4 separate regions of the Homo sapiens genome follow, and regions 1, 3 and 4 are each linked to region 2. The links are chromatin loops, found by intact Hi-C in ENCODE. Cell type or tissue: CD4-positive, alpha-beta T cell. All regions are shown on one strand. Links, peaks and the distances in the headings refer to the core of each region. The heading gives the core; the rest is flanking DNA. Region 1 has its middle 5.6 kb from the start of RPL29. Region 2 holds the start of SEMA3G (semaphorin 3G). Region 3 overlaps DNAH1 (dynein axonemal heavy chain 1). Region 4 overlaps TLR9 (toll like receptor 9).

What was found. Hi-C counts contacts between places; a loop is a spot of excess contacts. Peaks named below come from ENCODE experiments on the same cell type or tissue, not always from the same donor. Only the 100,000 strongest peaks of a DNase experiment are listed, where the experiment ranks them.
Region 1: a loop joins it to region 2, with 18 times the contacts of the local background. A loop is called at or near these places in 9 of 110 quality-filtered maps.
Region 3: it touches region 2 in a loop (7-fold over the local background); 4 of 110 quality-filtered maps call a loop at or near these places.
Region 4: a loop joins it to region 2, with 6 times the contacts of the local background. A loop is called at or near these places in 17 of 110 quality-filtered maps.

The regions. Positions count from the first base shown.
Region 1 is chr3:51,998,700-52,004,296 of GRCh38, forward strand. No RefSeq gene overlaps it. Among named protein-coding and RNA genes, the nearest start is that of RPL29, 5.6 kb to the left of the region's middle. In CD4-positive, alpha-beta T cell, for the core only: CTCF peaks have their summits at 2,967 (motif pointing right) and 3,167; a DNase peak (open chromatin) is centred at 2,982.
Region 2 is chr3:52,444,113-52,449,709 of GRCh38, forward strand. SEMA3G (semaphorin 3G) reads right to left here and starts at 991. Exons shown (of 16, transcript NM_020163.3): 1 at 801-991. The coding sequence starts at 915. RefSeq lists enhancers at 88-964, 965-1,841. In CD4-positive, alpha-beta T cell, for the core only: CTCF peaks have their summits at 995, 3,099 (motif pointing left) and 3,298; DNase peaks (open chromatin) are centred at 1,009 and 3,109; H3K4me3 peaks cover 85 bases.
Region 3 is chr3:52,337,397-52,341,396 of GRCh38, forward strand. The region is part of intron 8 of DNAH1 (dynein axonemal heavy chain 1); the gene reads left to right. Among named protein-coding and RNA genes, the nearest start is that of DNAH1, 23 kb to the left of the region's middle. In CD4-positive, alpha-beta T cell, for the core only: a CTCF peak has its summit at 2,322 (motif pointing left); a DNase peak (open chromatin) is centred at 2,365.
Region 4 is chr3:52,217,396-52,222,992 of GRCh38, forward strand. TLR9 (toll like receptor 9) reads right to left here. Exons shown (of 2, transcript NM_017442.4): 2 at 3,685-5,597. The coding sequence ends at 3,822. Among named protein-coding and RNA genes, the nearest start is that of TLR9, 5.5 kb to the right of the region's middle. In CD4-positive, alpha-beta T cell, for the core only: CTCF peaks have their summits at 3,194 (motif pointing right) and 3,395; DNase peaks (open chromatin) are centred at 1,336, 3,216, 3,766 and 4,126; H3K4me3 peaks cover 1,358 bases; H3K27ac peaks cover 2,012 bases.

The sequences.
Region 1 (5,597 bases), core at 930-4,929, 450 kb before region 2:
TTTAGTAGAGACGGGGTTCTACCATGTTGGCAATGCTGGTCTCGAACTCCTGACCTCAGGTGATCCACACTCCTTGGCCTCCCAAAGTGCTGGGATTACAGGCGTGAGCCTGTAATCCATGTCCAGCCTGTGATGACTTTAAAAGAACCAGGCTGCCCTGCTATGTGGCCTTCCAGCTGGGTAGCGACTCCCGCAGCTCCTAAAAAGTGAGTAGTGACTTGGTTTAGCTAGACTGTTACGACAGAGGCAGAAAAAGCAGTGAGCAGAAAGCCACGGTCTGACGGGGGAGGCAGATTCAGAGATGGACGATGGTCATGCAGTACCACTGGGGCTGTGTTAGGGATTGGCCCAGAGTTAAATCCCAGCTGTTAGGCAAGGGGGAGTCAGTGACAAGAATGAGGAACTTTGGCTGTGACCTGAGGGGACCTGTCCAGGAGCCAAAGGGGACCATGACCTGGAGCCACTGACCTGTCATGCTTTTCTTTTCTTTTTCTTTTTTTTTGAGACAGAGTTTTGCTGTTGTTGCCCAGGCTGGAGTGCAATGACACGATCTCAGTTCACTGCAACCTCCGCCTCCCCAGTTCAAGCGATTCTCCTGGCTCAGCCTCCTGAGTAGCTGGGATTACAGGCGCCTGCCATCACACCCAGCTAATTTTTGTATTTTTAGTAGAGATGAGTTTTCACCATGTTGGTCAGGCTGGTCTTGAACTCCTAACCTCAAGTGATCCACCCACCTTGGCCTCCCAAAATGCTGGGATTACAGGCGTGACCAACCACGCCTAGTCCCTGTCATGCTTTTCAAAGTGGGATGGATGGTAGGGTCATCCATGTCTATAAAGATAGTATTCTTTCTAGGGATAGTTTTCTTTATTTCTCCCTTCCTTCCTTTCTTCCTCCCTCCCTCCCTCCCTCCTTTCTTTCTTTTCTTCCTCCCTCCCTTTTTCACTCCTCTCTTTCATAAATGGAAACTTACACTATATGAACTCTTCTGTAACCTGATTTTATGCATTTAGTCATAATTTGTGGACATCTTTCTCTGCTCATGAAAATCTTTTGTAATCTTAATCTATTTTACATATTTTGAAACATTATTTTGAGAAGAGGTCAATAAATATCACCATATGTCAATGGAGTCTCTGGCACACACATACAAAAAGGCAAAGAACTTAACCTTTCCTCTAGGGTTGACACACTCTCACCCTCCATGAGTGAGTGGTTCTTGCTCCATCTCAAATCTGCCTGGAGGCCGGGCTCCACTTGCCTCCTCCATGGAGTAGACTTGGGCAGAGCCACTATCTGGACTCAGCAGAGCATAAGCCAGGTCTCTCTCAAATGCCTTGGGCACAAGGCAGAGAAAGATGTGAGCCTGGGTGACAAGATAGGGCTGGATGGGGCTGGATGTGATCAGCCCAACCCATGTGGCCTGCAAGGGTGTTGTCTTGACCAGGCCTTGTCCAGACCCATTACCCAATTCAAAGCCCGAGTAGGATCCCATAGTGTCTCCTCAGCAAAGTGATGGGGTTGGAGACCCCTGGGGTTGTTTTTGCAGTTCCTGTCACAGTCCCAGGAGTATATGGGGACCTGATACATGTTTGAGGAGTTAAATGTGCACATTTCACAAATCCAGGAAGATGACAGAATCAGGGTGGAGAAGCCAGCTGGCCTGGAGGGATTTCTCAGAGATAAGAGTCAGCTCTTCTCCTGGACCCAGAGCCTTGCTTGCCAAGCCTCAGTTCCCAGCGTAACGTGGGGATAAAAATAGTAATAACCTCTTGGGGCTAAACTGGATAATTTGAGTAAAGCACAGAACACTATGTTAAGTACACAGTAGGTGCTCAATCATTGTTAGTCCCATCCATGCATCTTCCCCACAAGGCCTCAGGTGAGGGAGACGGGGCTTGGGGAAAGAAAATCAGTGGCAAGTGGATGCTAAAAATAAGGACAAGATCCAAGGAACAACAAGAGAAAGCCAAGGTGGAGGAAAGTGGCGGTGCTCGCGGGGGCTGGGTCCCTTCAGCCTCTGAGGTTCCTGAGATACAGGGACTACCAGTGTTTTCAGGTAAGAGGGACTGTGAAGGTTGTCAGAACCAGGGTGTTTTATCTGGTTGTTTTACCCCCACAAGACAGAAGTGTGGAGGTGGGGTGGGCTTTGGGACTTTGGATCTGCTTAGAACTTTCTGAGGGAGGGGCTACCTGATTCTGTGTGTCCCTAGAAGACAGAGCTGTGACTGAGGACAGCAAATGCCAGCTTCGTGGACAAGGGGCATTTTTGCAATCAGAATTCCCTCCAAAATATGGGCTGCTCCCAGCAGTAGTGAGCTTCCTGATACAAGGGTTTTGCCAGCAGCGATTGAATGCCCTGGGGTTGGGGGTTTAAAAATGGGATGGAGGGGGCCAGCCATGGTGGCTTACGCCCATAATCCCAGCACTTTGGGAGGCTGAGCTGTGTGGATCACTTGAGGTCAGGAGTTCAAGACCAGCCTGGCCAACATGATGAAACCCCATCTCCACTAAGAATACAAAAAATTAAGATGGGTGTGGGGGTGGGCACCTGTAATCCCTGCTACTTGGGAGGCTGAGGCAGGAGAATCGCTTGAACCCAGGAGGCGGAGGTTGCAGTGAGTTGAGATCGCGCCATTGTCCTCCAGCCTGGGAAACAAGAGTGAAACTCTGTCTCAAAAAAAAAAAAAAAAAGTGGAATGCAGGGTTGGAAAATAGAGTTAAGTTCACTCCCCACCAGGAGCCTGGGATTCAAAGCTCCTGGTAGAAGGAAAGGGCCATGGGCTGCATGCAACGCCAGGCTGGTGCTCAGTATCTGTCAAAAGAGAGTCATTTCCAGCAGAAACTGGAAGGTGCGGCCCATTCCTCAGGTCATCGCGCGCGCGCCCCTTTCAGCCCCAGGCCTGATCTCCCTCTGGGGGCGCACCTGGCCCACCTAGCCCAGGAGTGAGCCGGGATGTGAGCCTATCGTCCGCAAGGGGGCAGAGTGGGACCGCGGATGAAGTCTGGTGCTGCAGGTGGGCTGTAGACAGGCACCCGCTCCCCTCCGGCGGGACACTCTTGCAGCCTCCCAGGCCTTTCACAGCTGCGCTTCTCAGCACGCCCCACCACCCCCACCTCCAGATTCAGTGCCTGTCTATTTTGAACAGGTTCTCTAGGCTGGGTCAGGTCTCCCTCAGCTCCAAGTTCCTGGTGGTGGTGGTGAGTTGTCTTCCCCCAGAGAGGGTTCAAGGCAGAGGAAGTAGAGCCTGTGGGCATCCCTGGGCACAGCCCCTCCTGGCCCACTTTAGACTTACCCAAGGGCGATGCCTCTTGTGGGTTAAAGGAACAGGCTTTGGCATCAGACAGACTTGGTTTTCGATTCTGACTGCCACTCACCAGCAGAGCATCTTCACCTCTTGGAGCCTGCCTGCCACAGTGGAGGCGAGTAGCACCAGGGCTGAGGAGGCAGGAAGCCTCCCAGAGCCTCGCTGTGCATTTGGGAGGCCCGCGGGTTTGATTGTGAGACCGCACAGCAGCCTTTGGAGGGGGTATGGTTTTTATCACCCCACTTCACAGGTGGGGAGATGGAGTCCTTGGGCATGACTGGCTAGAGGTCCCACAGCCAAATGGAGAGCTACTGCAGTCCAGGCACCTACCAGAATCTGGGGGGGCACGGGGTGGTTTGTACCCAATGAGGCCATGGAGGGGGCCTTGTGACAGTGACTGCCATGTGACGAGAGAAGCCCGTGGCCTTTATGGCCAACGGATGCCCAGAGTGAGGGCATCCTCTGTGCCAGCCCCTGCTTCTGCCAGACACACCTGCCACATCCAGAGCAGGCCTACAAAGGAGGTGGTAGTGTCCTTGGGTGGAGGGCAGGCTGCTGCCTGAGCAGGCCTGGGCTGGGGTCAGTTGGCCTCAGGCAGCCAAGGACTGGCCAAGTATAAATGGAAGAAAAGTCCAGCAGCACAGAAAACCGACCTGCTAGGAAGGATGGGAGGGAAGGGATAGGGTAGGTGGGTGACATGAGGGTGTTGGACAGGGCTGGATGGAAGCCCGAAGTATCTCTCCCCACTCCTGTTCCCAGCCACAAAAGGAGGCTACGGAGATTCCCTTTTAACAAAGAGCATCTGAAAAGGAAGAATGAAGCTGAGGGTTGGGAGGGACACCCCTCTCCTTTCCCTCCCCAGCAGGCTCCAATGGCCCCAGCAATGTCGTTGCCTTGGCAACCACAGCCCCCTTCTAGCTCCCTTTCTCCTTTAACCCCATCCTGCCTGGATGCACCTCTCGCCTGTACCCTCCCTCCCTCTCTTCCCAGCTCAGACTAAAGAGAGACTTGGCGGGCTGGGGAGAAAGGACTTCTCTGCTCACCAAGCAGTCCTGGGGTTAATGCCCTGGCTGCATCCCAGGACCGCCCCTTCCTAGGGATCAGATGGACAACTCTTTAAGATGGAGACAGGACAGGACGAAATGACCTTTGAAAGAATTATTCTGAATGAACAAGGGAGCTGTCTTCTCCCAAAGATTTCAAGCCCCAAGTCTCCCAGTCCTCACTCCCTCCCAGGAGACAGAGGCTGTGACCCAGGAGCCCCTGGCGGAGTTTAGGAAACAAGCGCTGGAGCAGGGGGGTTTGAAGATCATCTAGTTCCCCTCTCTAAGCCAATGGGTGGGGAAACTGAGGTCTAAGAGGAGGAGGAATTTACTCAAGGGCACACAGTGAGTATTGGAGAGTCAGGGAGGGAACCAGAGAGGCCTGAGCCGGGATGAGGGTGGAGGCTGCATTTGCTACCGTTGGCCCGAGGAGTGGCTAGGTACAGAGGGCCACAGGAGACCTGCACCCCATGGGAAGGCAGTTGCTGATGTTTCTCTCCTGAGTCCAGAGAAAGCCCCTGGCTGCCCTCACCCACTTTTGTTCCCTGAGAGGTGCCTGCCTCCCTACCATTGGTGTTCCTGGGTTTCCTAAACTTAGTGCTTCAGTAACCCCCTCCCAGGCCCCAGCGCAACATAGGCTAAGGAAGGAGAATGAGTTCTGGCCCTGTTTAGGGCGGCACACGGGACTCTAGCAAGATCAGAGAGGAGCTAGAATTCTGAGAGGGCTGGGGATTCTAAAGGTCCCATTGAGAGTGTCCCCTGAGCACGAAGGGCTTGTGGCTGCAGGCAGCAGGTTCTGGCCCAAGGGCAGCCCTTTCTTGACTGTGTCCCTGGCAAGTCACTCAACTTCTCAGAGGCTGCTAAATGGCCCAATCCCACCTCCACGTAAACAAGGTCGGCCACACAGGCTACACAAGATTCCCATGAGGCGGCAGACACAGAGCTATGGACAGGTCCTGGGAGGGGGTCCCAGCCCCAAACCTCTTGTATCTGCTGTGCCAGGGCTACTGCCATGATCACTTGGAGCACCTACGGTATGCAGAGCCGGGGAGGCTGGGAGGGGAGGAAGCTGTGGGCACAGCACCCCTAGATGTAGACCAGAGAGGGCTCCATTCAAGCCAGGCCAGCAGGCTCCAGAAACCTTCTGGGGTTGGAGGAGCGCCCTGGGAGCCTCCCTGGAAGATGAGGCAGGCCCTGTGCGATCAGGTGGAGGTGGAGAGAACACAGTGGGCTGGAGAGGGTGAAG
Region 2 (5,597 bases), core at 877-4,876:
TGGCCCCAGGACCAAGGGATAGCATGCTGCCTGCTCTCCCGTTGGCCACCCTGGGCAAAAAGTGCCAGTTGAGCCCAGACAGACCCTTCAGCCCCACCCTCTCTGTCACTCTCCCCTGCCTGGTCCCTTCCTCTGTCTCCTCCCCATCTTTATTGAGCTCTCTCAGGGTCTCCATCTGTCCCTTTCTCAGCACTCCCCCTCAGGTGCCTCCCACCGCCACCCTGGTCCTGTCTCCCAGGACCTGCCTCCCTCCCACTCCCCGAGAGCTGTGCAGGGAGAGGCTCCCTCCCCTACAGCTGACCAGGCACCCAAGAGCCCAAGCCACCCAAACAGGGCACACGCACACAAACAGGGCACACGCACCCAAACAGGGCACACGCACACAAACATGGCACACGCACACAAACTCGGCACACGCACCCAAACAGGGCACACGCACACAAACTCGGCACACGCACACAAACACTGCACACGCACCCAAACAGGGCACACGCACACAAACACGGCACATGCACCCAAACAGGGCACACGCACACAAACAGGGCACACGCACACAAACACGGCACACGCAAACTCGGCACACGCACACAAACTCGGCACACGCACACAAACACGGCACACGCAAACTCGGCACACGCACACAAACTCGGCACACGCACACAAACACTGCACATGCACACAAACACGGCACACGCACCCAAACAGGGCACATGCACACAAACACGGCACATGCACCCAAACAGAGCGCACACACACAAACAGGGCACATGCACACAAACAGGGCACGCAGGGGCTGGTACCTCGGTAGGAGAGCCGCAGGCGGGGCACACTGGGGCCGGGGCTGGGGCCAGAGCTACCCCCATGGAGCAGGAGGCCCCCTAGCAGCCAGCAAATGGCCCAGGCCGAGGGGGCCATGCTGGGGAACTGAGGGCACCGCTGCCGCCTGCCTGCAGAGCCGCCCTCTGGTCCCGCTGGCCGCCGGTTGTAGTTTGCTCTGCTGCCACCAGGCCACCACTTATAAGGCAGTGGCTCCACCCAGTCCTGGGCGGGAAGAGGGGCGGAGGAGAGAAGGAGGCTGGGGCCTTGCCGTCCACCTGCCGCTTCTCCTTCCACCTTGTTGGCCCAGTGCAGGCTTTTGTGCCACACTGGCCAGCTCCCCATTGGGAAGACCTTCCCAGCTAGGGCACAGGCCATGTGTACAGAGATGTCCACAAATGCAGGTCCCCAGGCTCCAGCAAAGTGACAAGTGGGGAGAGAGCCTGGAAGGGAGGTCAGGGATCAGAGGTTAAAGTTGATGGGCTGGGTAGGGGCCTAGCTGGGCTCTGCCTTGTTCTCTGCCCCTCCACTGCCCACAGCAGAGACCTTCCAAACTGGCCCTGCCCCAATTCCAGGATATTCCAGCCCCCTGAAGCTTTGGCCAGACTCTCCAGCTCCCCTGGGTAAGGGTGGAGGGCCATTCCCAGCCCAAGGGGCGCCATGTCCTAGACAGGTGTTTGAGGTCCGGCAACACTTCATAGAGCCAGCAAGAGATGACTGCCCAGCCTCTTCCACCCAGGCCTGTCCCCATCTGGCTTCCAGGCACCCCAGCCTCTCCCCACATCTACATGCCCCATCTCAGCTCACCAGGCTTGCTTTGGGGTAGGGGACAGGGGCATCAGGGGACTCCATGCCGAGGGAACCTCCCCTTGCCCTGCCTCCCTCAGGCCTCCAGTCCTTCCAGAGACTCAGGGTCCAGAGCTTCCCCAGGTCAGTGATGGTTCTTCCCAGGGACCCCATGCCCCATAGGCCCTACAGACACCTATGATCTCTTAGAGGTCACTTCCCCCACCCTGAATACTGACTGGGTGGCGGGGGGCACAGAAAGCCACAGAAGAGGGCCAAAGGGGAAATGGGACTGAGGGCCTGAATCTGGGGTGAGTGACGGGACCTCCCCATGCTCCCTGCCCCAGAACAGTCGCCACCTCACCCCACCCCAGAACCCTACACTCAGAACCTGAGGCCCTGGGCACTAAAGAGATTTTAATTTTGAGCTGGAGTTTGAGTTCCCAGGATTCTAACAGCTCCTGCAGGTTGGGCCTCCCACATGGACCGGCCTGGGCCCTCTGATGGTGGTCAGGGAACTTGCGGGGCACTCAGAGAGGGAAGGACCTGGCCCAGGCCACAGAGCAGGCTGAGAATGGGTCCAGCTCAGCTCTGCCCCTTCCTGGGACCCTCCTTTGCTTCTGGGCGTTGTTGGGAGTATGGGGACCCCACCCTCCTCCCCTACCTCAATCCTGAAATGGAAACAGGTTGGCTTCTTGGGTCAGCATGACAGGTCTCAGAGACCTACAACTCTGCCTCCCTGTCCCCAGCTCCCTTCACTCACACATGCCTTCTTCAGCAGGGGGCTGGCCTGGAGGTGGGCAAGGGGCTGCCCACAGAGGCCAGTGATGGAGCTCAGCCCAGCCCTGCCTCTGGCCCTGCTGGAGAGCCTTGGCCAAGGCCCTTCCATCTCTGGGTCTGCCTCTTCCTCCCAGGGCCAGGGACCAGCCACCCTGGGTGTAAGCAGCCTTCATAACCTGATGAGTGGGCTTGCGCAGGGGCTGCTGTCAGGGTGACCATATCCTGGGACCTTGGAGTGGACTGCTTCTGTCTCTGTTTCCCTGGGGAGGTGTGGCCAGCACACTGCCCAAGCTGGGGCCAACTTCTAACTGGAGACTGAGCTAGGCAGCCCTTCAGCCAGCATGTGACCACCAGCGGCGGGCAGGAGGCCCAACACTCCTCAGCCTGCCAGCCCATCCTGGGGTCTCAGCTCAGCCAGACACCCAGCAGGGGCTGCAGGGAAGCCTGGGTCGACTGGGGAAGGGTGTGGGGGCAGCCTACTCCACACTGCGGAAAGAGCCTGTGGCAGGCTGGGAGTCCGAACTCTACTGTTAATGTGTGTGGCCTCAGTCAGGTCCTCTCCTTCTCTGGGCTTCAGTTTTCCAGGCCTGGGGGCAGAGGGTAGGGATCGTCTCTAAAGGCCCCCCTGCTTGCCAGCTGCAGGTGGGAAAGACCACAAGGGTGCTCCGAATTCGAGGATCAATGGGCCCAGACACGGGCATCGTGTGTCATCTAGTGGACAAAGAAGGAACTGCAGGAGGCCCCCAAACTCGCTGTGTCAGGCCCTGTGTTGGGGTAGCAGGGCCACCCAGCAGAAACAGCAGCCTCTTGAGGACGCTAGCAGTAACCAGGCAAACACAATATAAAGAAGCAGGAGCAGTGGAAGATGCTCCAGTGATTGCTCTTGATGGAGGAAATCAAGGGAGGCTTCATGGAGGAAGCACTATCCAAGCAAAAGCCCAGAAATGGAAAGGATGCAGCAAAACAGGCAAAACTAGGTGATGCATGAAGGATACAAAATGCCATGTACTGGTGGGAGATGGTGAGCTGGGCTGATACCTATGTGAAGTGCGTGTTCATGCAGCAGGTGCCACCAGGTGGATATGTGGAGGGTCACAGCCCAGCCTCTCCCAGCCAGAATTCTGGGGTGGGCATGCCTGGAAGGAATGGATGCCCCCAGTCCCCTCCCCACCAATTTCATGGATGGAACAGGGATATTAGGACAATGCCATGCCCCCTCCACCCCCACGGACCTCCAGCTGCTTGCAGAGGGTGAGCCCCCCCACTTCCCATCAGCCATCCCTCACAGCTCCTCCCGCCCCACCCCAACCCTCCTACAGTATCTTCTGGGGCTTCCATCTGCAAGCAGGGCCATTCATCTCCTCCTCCTGTCCCAGGACCTGTCCCCCTCCCCACCACAGCTGATGAAAAGAGAGCCAGGACGTGGCAGAGCCCTCCTTCCCCCACTGCCCCTTCCTGACAATCCTCACTCCCTTCAACCCGAGCACACGTGGCCCTTGTCTGAGCTTCCCTGGACCCCATATCGCTTCTCAGCTTGGGTCCCTTTCTCTGTTCCCTGGGTGTTGCCCACACCCACCATCTCCCCTGTACTTCAGCTCACTCCTGTCAGGCTCCCACCCCTCTGCTCCACGGAAACCCTCCTGCTCAGGCGGCTGAGGCCTGGGGGCCTGCAAGTTCCCAAACCCTGGGGCCACCAGACAAACCCAAAGTGAGTGAGATTCTACAGAATAACTGGCCTCAGCTCTTCAGAGGTGATGAGGAAACACTGAGGACCGTCACAGGCTGGTGGGGAGTAAGGAGACAGGAGGACGAGGTCACGTTAGTGCCATCTTGGATTGGTTCCTGCTCCAGGACAAGGACTTTAGGACAACTGACAGAACTTCAATAAGCTGTGCAGATTAATTAGCAGTGTTTATGTCAATATTCATTTCCTGTGTTTGATCCTTCTGTGGTTAAAATGTTAACATTTAGGGAAGCTAGGGTACCTGTAAATGGGAGTTCTTTGTACTATTTTTGCAAGCCTGGAATTTCAAAATGAAAAGAAAAAAAGCAAAAAACCCCACTAAAACCTAGTGTTGGGAAGTAAGCTCCACTTCCCAATACCCCACGGCTGAACCTGTGTCTCCTCCCAGCTTCCATATCTCAGGAAATGGCAGTTTGGCCAAAAAGCTAAGGGTCATTTTGGATTTTCTTATTTCTCACCCTTCACATTCAAGCCTTCAGCAAACTCTGTCCATTCTAGTTCCAAAATGTGCCTTGAATCCATGTACCCCTGCCCACTCTCCCCAGCACCCCACTGTACTGGAAGCCACCGGGCTTTCTTGCCCAAAGCCTGCCGCCACTTCAGGCCAGCTCCTAGCTCCGTCTCTCCCACCCCTTTTGCCCTCTGCAGCCATCACCCCTTACATTGACTGGGTCCTCATGGGGCCTGGCACTGCCCATGTCTCCCAAGACTGCTGGGGCTTGGTTTCCAGCCCAACACTGCCTTTCTGCTCCTGAGACCTTCCCAGTCTTTCTCCATGGCCTCCCATGGCTGGTTCCCTGTGGTTCCCCCAGATCTCATGCAGAGTCAGCTCCTCTAGGGAGCTTTCCCAGACCACTGTAACTCATGGGCCCACCATGCCTCCAGTCCCCACTCCAGCCCACGCTGGCTTTCCCACTGTACTCATCTCCTTAAAATTCCACCAGATTAGGCCGGGCACGGTGGCTCACACCTGTAATCCCAGCACTTCGGGAGGCCAAGGTGGGCGAATCACTTGAGCTCAGGAGGTCAAGTCTAGCCTGGGAAACATGGTGAAACCTTGTCTCTACTAAAAATACAAATATTAGCCGGGTGTGGTGGCAGGTGCCTGTAATCCCAGCTACTTGGGTGGCTGAGGCACGAGGATCGCTTGAACCTGGGAGGCAGGGGTTACAGTGAGCCGAGATTGTGCCACTGCGCTCCAGTCTGGTGACACAGCGAGACTCTGTCTCAAAAAAAGAAAAAGGCCGGGCGCGGTGGCTCACGCCTGTAATCCTAGCACTTTGGAAGGCCGAGGCAGGTGGATCACGAGGTCAGGAGATTGAGACCATCCTGGCTAACACGGTGAAACCCCATCTCTAGTAAAAATACAAAAAATTAGCTGGGTGTGGTGGCGGGCGCCTGTAGTCCCAGCTACTCAGGAGGCTGAGGCAGGAGAATGGCGTGAATCTGGGAGGCAGAGCTTGCAGTGAGC
Region 3 (4,000 bases), core at 1-4,000, 110 kb before region 2:
TTTCCGTTTGCCTGAGAAATCCCTCTATTTTGAGCCTTTCTAAACTAATTCATTTTAGATCAGTTTCTTACTTTCAGCATATAGTTTGGGTTTTATTTGTGAGCCAAATTTAAAACCTTTTTCTTGTAATAAGCCCATTCACATTTATTGGTATGGCTAATAGGTTTGACCTCAACTCAGTCATATTGCTTCATATTATAATCATTATGTGTATTGTAATATAATGCTATGTTTCTTTCTCTACATTATATGTTTTCTTAGTTCTTCTATTTTAAAAATTCCTTTTGGCATTTAGGAAGGTCTGTACCGTTATTTTAGTGGTTTCTTTTATAGTCTCCATTATCCCCTGCTTTCCTACTTAACCCTTTAGTATCTGTCCTGTTTCATTGTTGTTGTTTGTTTTGTTTTGTTTTGAGACAGGGTCTTGCTCTGTCACCCACGCCACAGTGCAGTAGCACAACAATCATAGCTCACTTCAGCCTTGACCTTCTGGGCTCAAGCTATCCTCATACTTCAGCCTCCTGAGTAGCTGGGACCACAGGTGTGAGCTACCACGCTTGGTTAATTTTTGTATTTTTTTAGAGACAGGGTGTCCCTATGTTGCCCAGCCTGGTCTCAAACATTTGGGCTCAAGCAATCTGCTCACCTCAGCCTCCCAAAGTGCTGGCATTATAGGAGTGAGTCACCATGCTCAGCTCTACTTAATTAATTAATTTATTTATTTATTTTCGAGATGGAGTCTTGTTTTGTCACCCAGGCTGGAGTGCAATGGTGCGATCTCTGCTCACTGCAACCTCTGCCTCCCGGGCTCAAGCTATTCTCCTGCCTCAGCCTCCTGAGTAGCTGGGATTACAGGCGCCTACCACCATGCCTGGCTATTTTTTGTATTTTTAGTAAAGAAGGGATTTCATCATGTTGGCCAGGCTGTTTTCGAACTCCTGACCTCAAATGATTCACCCACCTCGGCCACCCGAAGTGCTGGGATTACAGGCATGAGCCACTGTGCCCAGCCTCTACTTAATATTTTAACTGTTAAAATATTATTACTATTCCTCCACACTCATCTCCACCTTTTAGTCTTCAACTTACAATAAACTCTATTAAACGTATCAATATTTTTTCTGAAGTCTCCCGTCATCTCTTGGTTGTATAAAGTTCCTTTTCTAGTAGATTCCTCATGAAGAGCTCAAGGGTATAGAGTTCCTTGAGTTCTCACACGTTTAAAACGTGAAGGACAGCTTGACCAGATATAAAATTCTTAGTTCACAACTTTTATTCTATGAGTTTTTTAAAAATTCTCCACTTTGGTTGCCTTGCCTGTGTGATGCTTTTAAGAAGTCTGAGGTTGGCCGGGCATGGTGGTTCACGCCTGTAATCCCAGCACTTTGGGAGGCTGAGGTGGGTGGATCGCCTGAGGTCAGGAGTTTGAGACCAGCCTGGTCAACATGGTGAAACCCCATCTCTACTAAAAATACAAAAAAAAAAAAAAAAGCCAGATGTGGTGGCAGGTGCCTGTAATCCCAGCTACTTGGGAGGCTGAGGCAGGAGAATTGCTTGAACCTAGGAGGCAGAGCTTGCAGTTAGCTGAGTTTGTGCCACTGCACTCCAGCCTGGGTGACAGAGCCAGACTCCGTCTAAAAAAAAAAAAATTCCCTTGAATTATAGTTTTAAATCTTGGTTCTGTTCCATTCTTTTGTTTTTCTTCATCAAGGATTCCATTATGTATCTATATCTCTATGTATCTATGTATCTTTTTATATATTGCTGCTGCTTTGCGTATCTTTTAATTCAACCAGTTTCCGACCCTTTTTAGTTTTTTCTAATTTTATTTTTTAAAATTTTATTTTCTTTCTTTTACTTCCTTTATTTTCTCTCATTTTTATTCTCTTGGTTATATCCTGCCTTTCTTCAATTTACTTCATTATGCTTTGATTTGACTCTGTTTTCTCTCGGTCACCTTGTAATTTCAGCTTCCTCCCCGTGATACTTTTATTTTCCATTTTTTCCTTGAGCTTAATTAAGTCTCTTTTCTTACCGACATTTGTCCATTTATATGTTTTATTTTTGAATTTCTGATTCAAGGTGGTTTTTCAGATGCCCAAACACTCGTTTAAGGCTATTTAGCTGAAGTATTGTGTTACAGTTTTCTTCTGCTTGGTACTTGTTTATTTTTTTAGGGGTGATGGGAATTTTATCAGTTAAGATGCTCTTGTCTTCTCAAATGTGCAAACAAAGCTAAAAGATGCTCTCTTTTTCTTATAGAAGCAAATGTAGACGGTGTTCACCTATTCATTTCAGGATTTGGAGTGATTTGCAAGCTTTCTAGTTCAAGGGCGCCCTCTTCTGTCAGTATTGCACATTAGTTTTTTTTGTTTGTTTGTTTTTAGAATGTGCTCTGTGTGTGTGTCTGTGTGTGTGTGTGTGTGTGTGTGTGTACACACGTGCTGGGGAGAGGGATGTGGGTCCTCCAAGGTTTTTGTCCTCTTATCTTGCAGAACTCAACATTTCACTTTTGCTTCTTTTCCCTTATCCTCCAGTCTACAAATGACCCCTTTCCTTCTGCCTCCTGTCCCATAAGTCATATGCCTTTCAAAGAACACTGCCTTTGAATTGCATGCCCTTAAGTCCCTTCCTTGTAGTAAGTGCTCTGATTTACCAGGGCTTTTTTTCAGTATTTTTACAGTTAGGGTTACTTTCTCTTTTTTTGAGATACGGTCTCACTTTCACCCAGGCTGGAGTGCCGTGGCATAATCACAGCTAACTGCAGCCTCAAACTCTTGGGCTCAAGTAATCCTCCTGCCTCAGCCTCCCTGGTAGCTGGGACTACAGGCATGTGCCACCACACCCGCTATTTTTTTATTTTTTGTAGAGATGGGGGTCTCACTTTGTTGCCCAGGCTGGTCTCGAATTCCTGGGCTCAATTCATCCACCCACATTGGCCTCCCAAAGTTCTGGGATTATAGGCATTAGCCACTGCGCCCAGCCTGGGTTACTTTCTCTTTCTGGTAGGATTTTATTTATTTATTTATTTATTTATTTATTTATATTTATTTTTTGAGATGAAGTCTTGCTCTGTCACTCAGTCTGGAGAGCAGTGGTGTGATCTCAGCTTACTGCAACCTCTGCCCTCTGTGTTGAAATGATTCTCCTGCCTCAGCCTCCCGAGTAGCTGGGACTACAGGTGGTTACCACCACGCCTAGCTAATTTTTGTATTTTTAGTAGAGACGGGGCTTCACCATGTTGGCCAGGCTGGTCTTGAACTCCTGACCTCAGGTGATCCACCCACCTCGGCCTCCCAAAGTGCTGGGATTACAGGCATGAGCCACTGTGCCCGGCCTCTGGTAGGATTTTAGATCTATCTTAGGGTTACCACTATTTCCCTTTTCTGCAGTTTTTCTTAGACTGCCCTTGTTCTCTGTGAAAACTTGCAGCAAGAGTGTGAGAGACAGCTCACTGGAGATAGATTTTTTTTTTTTAATTTACAGATAATTTGAAGTCTAGGCATTCTGCTGATTCTAGTTGTGCTAAAGGTGTGGGTTTTGGTAGTGTTAGTTTTTTCTTCCTTCCTTCCTTCCTCCCTCCCTTCCTTCCTTCCTTCCTTCCTTCCTAGGATGTGTTGGGAAATTTGAATCGATATAGCCACCTTACCTTGGCTGTCCAGAAGTCTGTTTCTTGAATTTTATTCAATTTATAATGTTTTTGGCTTTAAGTATCAAAGATGCTGGTCTCAGATTGTCTTAGACAGCAGGGAAGTGCATTCCTGTACCTGTAGCAGGAAAACCAATGCAGGACGCCCCAGGGTTGGTGCATCAGGGCCCTGTCTGCAGTGTATGCTGGCTTCATCTTCAGGCGAGATGGCAGCAGCAGTTTCATGACCACAACAAAGGTTGTCTTAGATTGGGTTCCGTAGAAGCAGACCCTGATGTGGGGACTCTTGTGCAAGCGATTTATGAAATCCTCTCAGGAGAAATCTATAAGGAAGTGAAGGAAGCAGGGTAT
Region 4 (5,597 bases), core at 859-4,858, 230 kb before region 2:
CATTCCCACGCCCAGGACTCCATCACCTCCCTTCCTTCAAATGGGATTGTTCTCCTCCAGCTGGGGTAATGTTGCTACCTGAATGCTTAGGAAGATCCACTCTTCCTTCGTAAGACCCAGAGCCAGCAGAAGCAAGGCCCTCAGGTGCATGTGCCCCTCCCTGCTTCTTGGGGTTATGAGAACGAAGGACCGGGTGATCTGCAGGAAGTAGGCGGGATTCGTGAACTGCTTAAAAATGGAAGTTTGGGCCGGGCTCCATGGCTCACGCCTGTAATCCCAACACTCTGGGAGGCCAAAGCAGGTGGATCACTTGAGGTCAGGTGTCCGAGACCAGCCTGGCCAACATGATGAGACCCCATCTCTACTAAAAATACAATAAATTAGCCAGGCGTGATGGTGCGCACTTGTAATCCCAGCTACTTGGGAGGCTGAGGCAGGAGAATCGCTTGAACCCGGGAAGCGGAGGTTGCAGTGAACCAAGATCACACCACTACACTCCAGCCTGGGTAACAGAGCGAGAGTCCGTCTTACAAAAAAAAAAAAAAAGAAAGAAAAGAAAGGAAGTTTGGCTTTTATAAGCAACTCTAGTGTGAAACTACGATGTCATGAAAGTTCTCTAAGGATATTTAGAAGCTGACGGCATTAAATAAGGTGTCCTAAAGGGAAAAGGGCAAACTGTATTTGAAATCTTAGTGAACAGACATTCCTCTCCTTGAAGTTTTCCTCTATCAGGTTGCCTGAGTCTCATGCCTGCTCCTCTACTTCCTTGTGCTGGGAAGCACTCTCTGCTCCCCAACACGAGGGGATAACACCAGGTCCATGGACTTTCCCAGGAGCCCTGGTCCTGCTCCCAGAGACAGCTACTGTCCCAGCTGCATGTGCCTCTGATGCAACCACATCTGAACCCTGTCAGTGCCCTGGGAGGCACTGGGTGGAGAGAGAAACACTGAAGCCACATCAGTTGAGGGTCCTGCGTGTAAATCCCATCACCTAATAATAACTGAGGCCCTGCTCAGTGTTTCAGACCCTTACCCATAGTGTACGAATCCCTCCAACGTCCTGCAGAGTGGCGCTGCTCATTCCCATTTATAGAGCGAGCAAGCTGAGGCTCCAGTAGGGGAGGTCACCTGCCTGAGACAATCCAAATGGCAGAACTGGCAGGCAAGCCCAGGCAATCTGGCCTGAGTCCTGTCTCTTTCCTGGCCGTGCTGATGGGCAAGGATGGCCGCCGTGTGGAGGAGAGAACCTGGAGCCATCTCTGAGTACCCTTCCTGACTACAATGCAGAGGGCGCCGCCTCCCACCCAGCCCCACCCTGGCCCAGCTCCAACCACTTCCTGCAGGACCTGAGATAGTGGTGCGCGGCTTCTCTGATCACGTAGACAGCACAGAGCCAAGTGCCACAGACCCCCAGACTCACCTGAGCCGAGCCCAACAGCCCCCTACCATGGCCCGTGTGCTTCCTCTCCAAATGCTCTCCTGAATCTCCAGCCCCAAAAGCATCAGGGCTGTGAGCGTGGGTGGGGGGTGGGGAGATGGAAGGTCCACCAGGAACTGCTGGAGGGTGGGCCTGGCAATCCCAAGACAGGCAGGTTTGCCTTGCCTCCCACATGCAAAATATGGTTCCCTGAATGGGATTCTGTTTCCAGCTTCCTGTCCCTGCCCCTGATTGTGGCCAGAATAGTCTCAGAGCCACTCAACAGTGGACTTCCCTAGACTCCAGCCAGGGGGAAAAGACTATTGTTTTCTTTTCTCTGCAGGCAGCCAAGGAAGGATGACAGGTTGGGTCAGAGCCCACGTGGGGCACAGGGCTTCCGATTGGTAGGTCAGAGACCCTCCTTCTTTCAGATGAGCAGATAACAGGGATCTACAGCCCACCACAGGAGCCCCTGTACCCAAGTCAGAAAGAGGACGGCAGCATAGACTTCCCCCACAGCCATGCCCTGGGGAGTAGGGCAAAAGCAACCCTCCAAGGGCTGCCATGATGAGCCCACCAAGTTAGCTGTCTGCTGCCAGCTCTAGCTCTCCCCTCCAGAGGCCCTGAGTGGACAAGCAGATCTCAAACTGGCCTGGACCGGCCAAACCGGGCCCCAGCTCCAACCTGTCAGCCTGCATATTTCTCCCCTGCTCCTCAAAGGGCAGTTTTGGCTGTGGTAATGGTGTAGGCTGCCAGCCCAAGAGAGGGCCCCTCAGGGGCTCCAGGCCTGACGCTCCTCATGGCTCCACACACAGTGTGGAGGAGATCCTGCTGAGGACAGACCCTGACCTCTCCAAACACTGGTCATTGGGGCTCCCAGCTCTATCCTGAAATGTACACTATCACATATAGAAGCCGGGTGCAGTGGCTCACACCTGTAATCCCAGCACTTTGGGAGGCCGAGGCAGGAGGATTGCTTGAGCCCAGGAGCTTAAGACCAGCCTGGGCAACGTGGTGAAACCTGGTCTCTACTAAAAATATAAAATTTAGCTGGGTGTGGCCTGTAGTCTCAGCTACATGGGAGGGTGAGATGGAGCACCTGGTCCCAGAAGGTTGAGGCTGCAGTGAGCTGTGATCCCACCATTGCATTGCACTCCAGCCTGGGTGACAGAGCAAGACTGTGGCAAAAAAAAAAAAAAAAAAAAAGGTCAGGCTTGGTGGCTCACGCCTATAATCCCAGCATTTTGTGGGGCTGAGGCGGGAGGATCACTTGCATCCAAGAGTCTGAGACCAGCCTAGGCAACATAGTGAGATCCTGTTTCTACAAAAAAATAAAAAATTCGCTGAGTATGGTGGTGCACCCCTGTGGTCCTAACTACTCAGGAGGCTGAGGTGGGAGGATCGCTTGAGCCCAGGAGGTCAAGGCTGCAGTGTTCATGCCACTGCACTCCAGCCTGGGTGACAGAGTGAGACCTTGTCTCAGAAAGAAAGAAGAGAGAGAGAGAGAGAGAGAGAGAGAGAAAGGAAGGAAGGAGGGAGGGAGGGAGGAAGGAGGGAGGGACGGAGGGAGGGAGGGAGAGAGGGAAGGAGGGAGGGAGGGAGGGAGGTGGCTTGCCTAGGTGTCCCTTTAATATCAGAATGGAGAGACCCAGCAAGCACCTGTAGGTGGAAAGAGAAAGGAGTGGATTCTCCTGTCTGTGGCTCCCAGCTCCCTGCTGCAGGGATGCACCCACAGGCCTTCCCCTCCCGACCCTGAACCAGCCTTCTCCGCTTGGCACAGGCATGGCCACCAGAGGGCGCAATCACCCCTCCACCTTTGCTGCAATTCATTCTACCGTTTTGGAATGAACAGTCCCCATAGCTGCTGCCACTCAAGACTTTGCTGAGCGCCAGAAAGGAACCAAGCCTGCAGCTTCTCTGCCCTCAAGGCATTCCAGTCCAGTAGGCGAGGGAGACAGACAACCTGAGACCCATACACAACAAAGGGGTGCTGCCAAGTCTGTCAGGTGCTGCCCGGTTCTGCATGGGAAAGGTAGGGCAGGGCATTCTGGGAGGGGCTAAAAGAGGCCCCTACTCTCTGGGAAGGACCAAGACCACATCCAGTGACCATCATCAGACTCCCCAGAGAACAGAGCTTAGCAGCTTCCTCCCCTGCAGACCTCTGTCCCGTCTTTATGGCAATTTTCCCTAAGCTGCTTCGTGGAGGCCTGGAGAATTCTCCCTTCCCTCCTCCTGTCCATGCCTCCAGTGAGCTCAGAGTTAGCCATCTAGCCTTCGGTAGCATTTATTGAGTGCCTGCTCTGTGTCAGGTGTGGGGTGAGGGAGGCGAGCAGGGGAGGGTCAGACCAGGCAGGCAGAGGTGAGGTGAGTGTGGAGGTGGCACCGTGCAGGATTCCGGCTCACGGCTATTCGGCCGTGGGTCCCTGGCAGAAGTTCCGGTTATAGAAGTGGTGGTTGTCCCTGGTCAGGGCCATGCCCAGCTGGGCCCAGAAGCTGCGCTGACCACTGGGCTGGTGGGGCCAGAGGAGGACACTCTGGCGGCAGAGGCGCTGGCGCAGCCGCACGTAGCGGGAGCGGCGGCCGTCAGGGCTCAGGATCACCAGCACCACGACGTCCTTGCGGTCCTCCAGCAGGCGCTGCTGGGCCAGCAGGAAGCTGGCGCGCAAGAGACCACTGACCCGGTCCGTGTGGGCCAGCACAAACAGCGTCTTGCGGCTGCCATAGACCGAGGCCCACAGGTTCTCAAAGAGGGTTTTGCCAGGCAGCCAGTCGCGTTCCTCCAGGCACAGGCGGAGTGCCCAGCGCCCACGGCACTCCTCCAGCTGCCCCCGAAGCTCGTTGTACACCCAGTCTGCCACTGCGCTCTGCGTTTTGTCGAAGACCACGAAGGCATCGTAGGGCAGGGCATCCTCATCTCGCCCACTTTGCCGCCCCCGCCAGGGAAGCCAGGCCAGGCACAGGTGGAAGCAGTACCAGAGGTCCCAGCCACAGAGGTGATGCAGCATGGGCACACCCAGGCCCAGAGCCACAGCCAGCAGCGAGAGGGCGAAACAGTCCCAGGAGAGGGCCTCATCCAGGCAGAGGCGCAGGTCCTGTGCAAAGATGCTGAGGCCCTGGAGCTGGCCCGGACTGCCACACTTCACCCGGCTGGGCAGACCGGGCACGGCAGCCTGCACCTCCAGCAGGAAGTCCATAAAGGCCGCCCCACAGGCGCAGTGCAGAGGGTTGGCGCTTACATCTAGTATTTGCAGGGCACTCGCCAGGGGCCCAAACCAGGAGTGGTCCACTGTCTTGAGGGCGTTGGCGCTAAGGTTGAGCTCTCGCAGCTCCTTGGCCTTGGAAAAGAAGCCGGGGGCCACGAAGCTGATGCTGTTGCAGCTGACATCCAGCCTCCGGAGCCGGGTGCCAGCAGGCAGGCTGCCATTGGTCAGGGCCTTCAGCTGGTTTCCTGCCAGGTCGAGGACTTCCAGTTTGGGCAGGAAGTGGAGGCTCCACCACTTAAAGAAGGCCAGGTAATTGTCACGGAGACGCAGCACCTGTAGGCTCTTGGGGAGGTTGCGCAGGGTTTGGGGCAGGAGGGTGTGCAGGCGGTTCTGGGACAAGTCCAGCCAGATCAAACCGCTCAGGCCTTGGAAGAAGTGCAGATAGAGGTCTCCCTCGGCCCACATATGGCCCAGTGCATTGCCGCTGAAGTCCAGGGCCCGCAGCGACGTACTGCAGAGCTGCTGGGACACTTGGCTGTGGATGTTGTTGTGGGCCAGGCTGAGGTGGCGCAGGGTGCGCAGGTGAGCCACGAAGCTGAAGTTGTGGCCCACGCCCTGCATGCCAAAGGGCTGGCTGTTGTAGCTGAGGTCCAGGGCCTCCAGTCGCGGTAGCTCCGTGAATGAGTGCTCGTGGTAGAGGTCCAGCTTATTGTGGGACAGGTCTAGCACCTGCAGACCGGTCAGCGGCAGGAACTGGGAGCCATTGACTGCCTGCGAGATGCAGTTGTGGCTCAGGCGCAGGCACTGCAGGTGCGAGAGCTGGGCAAACATCTCCGGCTGCACGGTCACCAGGTTGTTCCGTGACAGATCCAAGGTGAAGTTGAGGGTGCTGCAGTTGGGCCTGAAGTCTTCAGAGCTGGGAGTGTCCACTGGGGCCGGAGCAAGGTCCCCAGGCTGCAGCCAGACCTTCTCCCCTCC